Regions from separate parts of the Homo sapiens genome. Here all the other regions are linked to region 3. A link is a contact called in ENCODE Hi-C or POLR2A ChIA-PET data. All regions are on one chromosome and are shown on one strand. The core of a region is the stretch at or near the end of the contact, and the rest is flanking DNA. Distances in the headings are between cores, read along the strand shown. Region 1 holds the start of BLOC1S2 (biogenesis of lysosomal organelles complex 1 subunit 2). Region 2 overlaps ERLIN1 (ER lipid raft associated 1). Region 3 overlaps ABCC2 (ATP binding cassette subfamily C member 2).

Region 1 (3,078 bases), core at 510-3,009, 440 kb before region 3:
GAGACTCTCCCGTGGTGAGATTCCAACGTTGCAGAGGAGTTAAGTGTGAGGCACTCCCGGAGCAAAGTCTATGAAGGATCTTCTGCAAGAGGCTGCCTCCTGGTCCACTGAACCTGGAAACTGAGTGGGCTTTAACCAGGAGATAAAAATGGAGCCTGAAGGGAATCAGGCAAGGAAATGAACTCAGGATTCAGAGATCTTTGAATTAATATGTGGTGGGTTCTGACATTATTCTTCCATAAGACCATGTGGGTTTCCATGGTGGCTATCAATAAAACTCCTTAGGAAAACTTGGACTTTGCATTTGCTTCTGGTATTATAGAGGGAAGAAAGGCTGAAATTGTGGGTCATCCATGTGCCTGGGCTGGAATAGGTTCATGCTCTCTAGGAGGTATAGAGTAGGTGCAGTGATGTGAAGGAGCTGGGCTATAAGAACTTCTAGGCCTAGCACAGTGACTCACGCTTGTAATCCCAGCACTTTGGGAGGCTATGTTGGGTGGATCACTTGAGGCCAGAAGTTCCAGACAAGCCTGGGCAAAATGCTGAAATCCTGTCTTTAATAAAAATACAAACAAATTAGCCAGGTGTGGTGGCGCGTGCCTGTTATCCCAGCTACTTGGGAGGCTGAGGCATGAGAATCGTTTGAACTCGGGAGGTGGAGGTTGCAGTGAGCTGAGCCGAGATCACGTTACTGTACTCCAGCCTGGGTGACAGAGCGAGACTCTGTTTCAAAAAAAAGAACTTCTGGCTCGCAGGAATGGCTTGAAATAGTGGCTACTATGGTTGCACCATAGGAAAAGTGGGGACAGGTGACAAGTGAGACTCAGTCCTCAGGGTGGAGACAGTCAGGGTAGGAGGGCTGGGGATAAGGGGTAGCTGGCGTGTGTGTGTATGTACTGGCATCGGGGTGGGGTGAGAGGGTGCAGAGGGAGGATAACCAGGGATAAGAAAAGAAACTACCAAGATTTTGGGTGTCCAGGAGCCTGCCTGAGGCCTGCTGAATATCTCCTATCCCTTCTTCTGTGGCCTTTATCCCTCCTCATTTTGCACCTTCAATTGCTCCCCAGTCACTTCTTCTCATCCATCTCTTTCACTCACTCCTGTTCTCCCATCCCATTAAGTACTCTGTACACCTAGGAGGCTTGTGAAACAGCTTAAATGCAATTAAGATAACCAGAGTGTATCCTCAGCCCTAAAAAAGTTACAGTCTAAGCTTTCTTCAAGGAAGGCTGTATCAACTGAAGAGAAGTAGATGCCTGCCTGCAGTTTAAGAAATAGGGGCCAGTGAGTTGGTGTTAACTCAGGACATTGGGAGGGACAGTATTTAGGACCAGGGATCAATGCCTGAAGGTTTCCCAAAGTGTGGACGAGACAACCTGTAAAACTTTGGATTCCCTGAGCAATCTTTTGATGACTAACTCCAGTGCGGAGTGTCAGGAGAGCGGGCAATCCGTCTTCAGTGGTTTTGGTCAGCAGGCCACAAACAGGGTTGACTATTCCCAGACGGGTCGTGAGTGGTACAAGATGAGTGATCCCTCCAGGGTGTGACTGTAGGGATGAGCTCGCCCTCAGTCCCAGACGTCGCGACTGTTGGCAGTGGATCAATTCACAACAGCCTGGCGTAGCTTCAATTTCGGCTCCGGAATCGCCCTTTGCTGTGTCATAGACCTGAGGCTGGACTGGACCGCTAGGCGCAGGACTGCAGGGCCGGCCGGGTGGGCGGGGCACACCCAGTGCGCATGCGCAGCACCCCGGCCCGGAAACAGCGCGGGGTCCGCTATGGCGGCGGCAGCCGAGGGCGTACTGGCGACCCGGAGTGATGAGCCCGCCCGAGGTACCCGGAATGGATGGGGAGGAAGCGTCCGGTGGGGGGCCTGGGGCTCCGTCTCGGGTGGGCGAGGTTGAGTGTGTGGTGGCTCACCTGGCAGGAACGGGCTGGTGAGAGGAGTGCACTTGTCGCTGCGCGCGAGTGTTTGTCCTGTCAGGGTGACTGGGATGGTGCCAGGATGAGCGGGGGTGCCGGGTATGGGCGAGGGGCGGTGCGAGGGAGGCGAGTTGATGTGTCAGATGGGCAGGGACGCAGTGAAGGACTTGAAATTATGGCAGATGGAGAATGGAGCCGACTTGATGGAATGAAGGCAAGTGGAGGGATGTCGGAACAGGCTGCTTTGGCTGGATTAGCACCGGGTGTAGGCGGGACACTTAGTCATTCTCCCTTGGCCCAGACGATGCCGCCGTGGAGACAGCTGAGGAAGCAAAGGAGCCTGCTGAAGCTGACATCACTGAGCTCTGCCGGGACATGTTCTCCAAAATGGCCACTTACCTGACTGGGGAACTGACGGGTGAGGCGGGGTCTGGGTTGATTCGGGTGCGGTTTGGCCCAGGAGGCCTGGGAGATGGTTAGCAGCATCAGTCTGCAGCTCCCTTCCTACCCTGCATGCCCTGAGACAGGCCTGTTGGAAGTTGGGGGAGGCCATGAATGGGAGAGAAAGAAAATACAACTCTGCAGGCCTCTGTAACATAGACTAATGAGAAAACAATAACAAAAAAGAGTTCATATCCAGCAACAGTAATCAAGAAGTGCTTCCTTGGGGAAAGTGTATTTTGAGCAGGGTTGTGAAGGGAATTATTGGTGGAAAAGGGGGAGATGATACAACTAGCGAATGAGGTGGTATGTGCAAGCAGTGTGTTTGGCTAAAGCAGAAGATGTGTTTACCGGGATAAAGAGAAATGAAATTGAGGAACGGGGAGTGACCTGCAGATTTAGGGACCTATTAGTTTGGTCTGAGGATTTGATAACCCATCCTTTGGGACATGACTAGTGTTTGATCGTTTCCAAGTGGACACATGACCTATGTGTGGAGGAGGATCAGAAAGTGAAGTATGGGCAGGGCGCGGTGGCTCATGCCTTTAATCCCAGAGGCCGAGGCTGGTGGATCACTTGAGGTCAGGAGTTTGAGACCAGCCTGGGCAAAATGGCGAAATCCTGTCTCCACTAAAAATACAAAAATTAGCCGGCCGTGGTGGCGGGCGCCTGTAATCCCAGCTACTGGGGAGACTGGGGCAGGAGAATCGCTT
Region 2 (2,877 bases), core at 172-2,671, 300 kb before region 3:
TGTTCCTTTTGGCAAATATACACTGTAATCTTGAGTCTAAATTTATATGTTGAAATGCTACCTTTTTTAAAATAAGAAACTAAATAAAATTATTTTACTATCAGTGATTTGTGTTTTTTTTTCCCACGTCTTCATTTTTCTGTCATCTTAACATGCTCCTAAGGCTGTCTTGCACATTTCAACTAGGGAGCCAGTTTATTTGCGGGTTTAACTTAACTGTAGAGGCTTTTGTTATACTCTTGCCAGAATACTGCCTACCTGGTATAAGAATGTTTAAAACAAGGTGTCCACTCTTTGCTGACTCCTGGAATTTAACAAGGGGTGTTCTTCTAATCCTTTGTGGGACAGGGCCTGTGGCAGAGGGGCAAGGAGGGAGGATGGAGCATCAGGCCACTGGGATCCGTCCCTGAGAGCAAAAGTACTTCTGCACTGAGGAGGGGAGGAGACAGACCAAGCCAGAGAAGGACAATTTGTGTAAATTATAACTGGTAATGTAATGGCACAATATAACCAACTTGACTATTAAGATGTTAGCGGCCCAAGAGCCAGAGTTGGACCTGCTCTTCCCAAACGTTCTGTATTTCCTCCTGGGATCAATTTCCTGGTGATCTTGGGCCAGCAGGGAGTGGTAATGGGAGTTGTGGGGAAAGCAGCTCTTTCCTCCTGTTCTTATGGGATCAACCCCATAGTATCCTAGGTCAGTTGCTGTGGACCTGAGAATAATTTGAACTGACCATCCTATAGGTTATTGGTAGGTATTAAAATGAAGTGATTTCTGCCTCTTCTGTGGCAAAAGAATTTGTGAATTAGAAGCCGTGGCTTCTAATCGCTTTAGGATTAAGTCTCAAATGTGTACACACGAAGTTCGTGATCTGGCCCCTGCTGTCCTCTCCAGCCACCCTTCTCTAAGGTCCCTGAATGCACCTTCTGTCTGTCCCTTCTCATACGTTGTTCCATCTGCCTGGTTCACTTTCCTTCCCTCGTAGTGCTGACTTTCCTCAGCCAACTCCTGAGTCTTCATCACTTCTTCAGATGTAAAAGCTTCAGTTCACTTTGAACTGCTTGGCCTGGGTTAGCATCCTGTATTTCCCCCCCGTCACACATCATGCACACTTCATGTCTCATTATGTGCTCAATGTCTGTTTTCACAAATGCTAATCTCTCTGAGGGCGGGGGCGGGGGCTGTGGCTGTGCTGTTCCCTGGGGATTGTTTCTGTTGCTAATGCCTAAGATGGCATCTGGCCCATATGAGATGGCTTTGTTGCATGAAAGAACAAAAAGTTGAATATGACATGCAGGTAAATCAGGCAAGTGAGTCATGGAAAAAACTTAGAAGTGAGCCTACAGTGTCCATGTCAGGACTTTATGTGTAACCATGGGAAGTTACCTAACATCTCTGAACCTGATTACTCATCCTTGCAGGGTGACTCTTCAGTGGATTCAGGAGGATATGTTGTTGCATCTAGTGTAGAGATTCGCACGTGGTAATTGCTGGGATGCATTAGTTCACCTTGTCTACAGGAGTCAGTTGTCTACAGGAGTCAATATATGTGTCTGTCTCTGAGTAGCTATAAGTTCCCATAGTGGAGAGAGTGAGCACAGTGCCTGCTACCTGCAATTGCATAATAGAACACGTAGATTAATGTCTTCACCAGCTATGAGCTAAGCTAGCTGGATGTTAAACCCCAACCACAGCCCTCCAGGAGCATCCCAACAAGCTGGGCCAGCTTCTCATCTTTCTCCTGGTCTCTGCCCTGGTATGAGCACTTAAAATGAATTTACTGGGCCGGGTGCAGTGGTTCATGCCTGTAATCCCAGCACTTTGGGAGGCTGAGGCGGTCAGATCATGAGGTCAGGAGCTCAAGACCAGCCTGATCAACATGGTGAAACCTCATCTCTACTAAAAATACAAAAATTAGCTGGGTGTGGTGGCACGTGCCTATAATCCCCAGCTACTCAGGAGGCTGAGGCAGGAGAATCACTTGAACCTGGGAGGTGGAGGTTGTAGTGAGCTGAGATCGAGCCACTGCACTCCAGGCTGGGCGACAGAGCAAGACTCTGTCTCAAAACAAACAAACAAAAAAAAACAAAAAATTTACTGTTAATTCATTGCTCACTCCTAGTGTCTATTTTGACATAGACTGTAATGCAGAATGACGTTTTACTTGTTTCCCTTACCATATTTCTTCTGAATTAGTACCTGTCTTTCCAATTTTTCTTATTTCTTTCAATCAATTTTTCTACTTTTTTTTTTTTTAATTTTAAAAAATGTCTTCTTCCAGTGGGGCTCGGTGGCTCACACCTGTAATCCCAGCATTTTGGAAGGCTAAGGCGGGCAGATCAACTGAGGTCAGGAGTTTGAGACCAGCCTGGCTAACATGGTGAAACTCTGTTTCTACTAAAAATACACACAAAAAATAGTCTCCTTTCTTTCTTCCTATAAATATTTATTGAGTATCTACTGTAGGCTAGTTGCTGAGGCAACAAAAAGCCATATAGCCTTGTGTGTGTGTGTAGGATGGGGCAATACAGCAAGTAAGTAGGCAAGTGTGATAGTGTGGTAAGTAAGCAGGGTGTTCACTGGGTGCTGTGGGGCACCAGTAAAGATCAGCCCAGCCTTTTGGTTTCTAGGAAGCAATGTCTGATCTGAGCCAAATTTTTAAGGATGGACAGGAGGCAGACAGCCAGCTGAAGAGAGCAGTGGTGATGGTGGAGTGTGTTCCAGGCAGTGGGAGAAGCACTTGCTATTGCATTTCAAAATGCAGTGCCAGGAGGCATGAGAGGCTGTCCACTGCAAACCTTATGAGGCTCTACTATTACTTCATTTCATAGCTGAGATCTAGAGAGATTACATTACTCAAGATCCCATGAATATGA
Region 3 (3,042 bases), core at 1-2,500:
GAGTGGCCCCCTCACATCCTCTCATTGCCTGCAGGGGTAGCAGGCTATGGAACATTACCTCAGGTTGCCACCAGCCTCTGTCACTTCGTGGGATAACCCAAGTTGCAGGCTGGCCACAAAAGACTTGAGGTGAGCCAGCTCCAAGGCCTTCCAAATCTCCTCATCTGAGTAGTTGTTGAAAGGGTCGAGATTCATCCTCAGGCTTCCAGAGAACAGGATGGGGTCCTGCAAGTGAAAGGACAAGGGGGCTGTTGGGGCTCATGCCAGAAAAGGACCTCGGAGTTCCTCAGGACTGGGAGATGGTGGATAGGACTGGCCTGAGATGGATTCCTGAGGCAGGAAGCTGGTTTGTGGTTGAGCTTCCGCAAGGTTTTCCCTCCTAAGGCTCGGAGTGGCTACCAGCCAGGGGCTAGGCACAGGGTTAGAAGTCCTCGGTTTATTTTTTGTTTTTGAGGCTTTCACTCTGTTGCCCAGACTGGAGTGCAGTGGCACAAACACCGCTCACTGCAGCCTTGACATCCTTAGCTCAAGTGATGCTTCCACCTCAGCCTCCCGAGTAGCTGGGACCAGAGGCACGCACCACGATGCCTGGCTGATTTTTTAAATTTTTTGTAGAGATGGGTTCTTGCCATGTTGCCTAGGCTGATCTTGAACTCCTGGGCTCCAGTGATTCACCTGCCTCGGCCTCCCAAACCCATAATCGTGATTTCAAGGTAGAGGGATCAGAGGAGGGTAGAGGAAAGAATAGTACAGCTGCATGAGAAGAAGGTGTCACGCTTTTGAAGAGGCTGGAGAAAAGACTATCGAACTGAGCAAACACCAGACAGACCAAAACTACCCCCAGAGGAACTGGGCTGCAGTGGGCGGAGGAGGAAAGGTTCTCCTGAGGAGCCGCTGCGGGGAACGGAGAGGCCTCGCGGCAGTCCTTATCTGGCAGGATCCAGAGAGGAAGCCGAAGGGAAATCTTTCTTGCTGATGCACGAAGCGTTCCGCTTGCTGGCAGAAACCTGCAGCAAATTCCCTCCTCTATCTTTTAACCATAGCAAATGGGGAGTATAAAGCTTAATGGCTTCAAGCTTCAGCGGCAAAACTGCTAATGCTGATTGCAAAAGTCTTGCAAACCGTGATGGGCTATAGCAACGCTAAAGAATCGTCTGCTGTACTTGACTTCTGTTGTGTTGCTGCCACCTAGTGGTCAGATACAGGCAGCCACAAATGCATATTACCAAACATTTCAAAGTTCTGGAAATGACGTGTCCATCCTAGGGAACTAGCTCAAGTATCCCGAGTAGACCGTGGAATTGACAGTGCTGACTGAACAGACATCAAGAAGAAGCTGCATATGTTTCCTGTAAAACAAGCTGCTCCCCACGGCATGTGCCCGAGTAAGTTCTAGAGCTCACCTGGGGGATGATGGTCAGCTTCTCTCGGAGGTCGTGGAGCCCAATGGAAGCAATATCTACTCCATCAATGATAATCTGACCACCGGCAGCCTCTAAGATTCTGAAGAGGCAGTTTGTGAGGGATGACTTTCCAGCTCCTGTCCTGCCCACCACACCAATCTGCGAATATAGTTCCCTTACACATTAGTTCCACAAATAATTCTTGGGGAAAAGTTATTTAGCCTGGGCATTCACAGTCACAGGAGGTAAGAGGCAGTGACTGGCTACTCCATCTCTAAGATATTAAACTGATTTTGGTTTTGGTGAGGAAAAAAGTACCCAGATGTCAGAAAAAGATGCCAAAAATCATTGTTTGCTGAGAACTATAGTCACTGTTTGAAATGGACTCTCTTGGCAGCTGTTGTTATAATTATTATTGGAAATTATAGATAAAAACAAAATCCTTGTTTAGGCCAGGCGTGGTGGCTCATGCCTATAATCCCAGCACTTCGGGAGGCCAAGGCAGGCAGATCACCTGAGTTCAGGAGTTCAAGACCAGCCTGGTCAATATGGCAAAACCCCGTCTCTACTAAAAATACAAAAAAAATTAGCCAGACATGGTGGCGTGCACCTGTAGTCCCAGCTACTTGGGAGTCTGAGTCAGAAAAATCACTTGAACCCAGGAAGCAGAGGTTGCAGTGAGCCAAGATTGTGCCACTGCACTCCAGCCTGGGTGATAGAGTGAGACTCCATCTGAAAATAAATAAATAAATAAATAAAAATAAAGAAAAAAGAAAAATGCTTGTTTAGAAGTGAAGAAGGGAAAGATTAGGTCTGCCACCAGCTGAGAGCCAGACTCTGATCTGGACCTCAGCGTCCTTGCTCATCAGACCCCAAGTCCTCGGAGAACAACAGCACCTAAGGAGGGTGCCTGACTTTGAAGACTGGGAGGAGAACTGGGCCATTCTTCCTTCAGGGACAACCTCCACACTGCTATTCTCAACAGTTCCTTCACCAGGCCTGGCCGCCCCCTTGTTTCCTTCCTGACTTCCTCTCTGCATACTGTGGACCTTATAGGAAAGGGGCCCTGGTCAGCTGGCTAGGAGGCAGGGAGGAGCTGAGCAGAAGGCCCCGACAGCTGCGGTAAGTCTGTGTGATCCCTGGCTGCTATCCTTCCCTCTGATACTGTGTCCCCACACCTCCCCAGGGCAGAGGAAGTGCCCTGACCCTTTCCCTCCATCCAAATGATGAAGGCTTAGGGCCCAGCTGCTCTCCACTCTGTCCAATTGTTGTTTGATCACAAGGCCTCCCATCCAGGCCTTCCTTCACTCCACCTACCTTCTCCATGCTACCGATGTCACAAGTGATCCCTCTGAGGACCAGATCCAGCTCAGGTCGGTACCGCACTTGGTAGTTGTTAAACTGGATCTTGCCTTTGCTGGGCCAATCTGGCGGAGGCCTCTTATCAGTCACCCAGGGTGCCTGGCAAGGAGACAAGATGAGAAGTAAGTTTTATAAGGTGGCAACTCAGCCGAACAGTCCACCCAGGACTCGTGTCATAGAACAGGAGAAGGGTAGCAGTGTCCCAGCTACCTAATGGCCTCTGCATTTAATAGGCTGAACTAGACTTGCACTTTTGGAAAGTTCCTACCTTATTCAG

What was found. Hi-C counts contacts between places; a loop is a spot of excess contacts on that map. ChIA-PET counts read pairs that join two places held with the same protein, here RNA polymerase II (POLR2A). Pooled maps may share reads with other maps.
Region 1: a loop to region 3 is called in a map of chondrocyte, with 4 times the contacts of the local background. The contact joins the promoter of BLOC1S2 here to the enhancer-like site in region 3. A Hi-C loop is called at or near these places in 1 of 168 maps with a recorded cell type or tissue (chondrocyte) and 7 of 50 pooled maps. POLR2A ChIA-PET finds 5 or more read pairs at or near these places in 3 of 52 experiments (AG04450, H1 and activated CD4-positive, alpha-beta T cell).
Region 2: a pooled map shows a loop between it and region 3 (5-fold over the local background). The contact joins two enhancer-like sites. A Hi-C loop is called at or near these places in 2 of 37 single-sample maps with no recorded cell type and 3 of 50 pooled maps.

The regions. Positions count from the first base shown.
Region 1 is chr10:100,285,361-100,288,438 of GRCh38, reverse strand. BLOC1S2 (biogenesis of lysosomal organelles complex 1 subunit 2) reads left to right here and starts at 1,759. Exons shown (of 5, transcript NM_173809.5): 1 at 1,759-1,834; 2 at 2,226-2,342. The coding sequence starts at 1,780. It overlaps PKD2L1 (polycystin 2 like 1, transient receptor potential cation channel), which reads left to right. Exons shown (of 16, transcript NM_016112.3): 16 at 1-290. The coding sequence ends at 43. RefSeq lists a silencer at 1,643-1,842 and enhancers at 2,133-2,432, 2,018-2,525.
Region 2 is chr10:100,147,320-100,150,196 of GRCh38, reverse strand. It overlaps ERLIN1 (ER lipid raft associated 1), which reads left to right. Exons shown (of 11, transcript NM_006459.4): 11 at 1-103. Among named protein-coding and RNA genes, the nearest start is that of ERLIN1, 37 kb to the left of the region's middle. RefSeq lists enhancers at 854-943, 823-2,022. Within about 2 kb of position 1,421, at least 2 of the 41 ENCODE cell types and tissues checked have a DNase peak (open chromatin) inside an H3K27ac peak, as active enhancers do.
Region 3 is chr10:99,844,144-99,847,185 of GRCh38, reverse strand. ABCC2 (ATP binding cassette subfamily C member 2) reads right to left here. Exons shown (of 32, transcript NM_000392.5): 28 at 2,721-2,864; 29 at 1,404-1,562; 30 at 59-225. Among named protein-coding and RNA genes, the nearest start is that of ABCC2, 63 kb to the right of the region's middle. Within about 2 kb of position 1,250, at least 6 of the 41 ENCODE cell types and tissues checked have a DNase peak (open chromatin) inside an H3K27ac peak, as active enhancers do.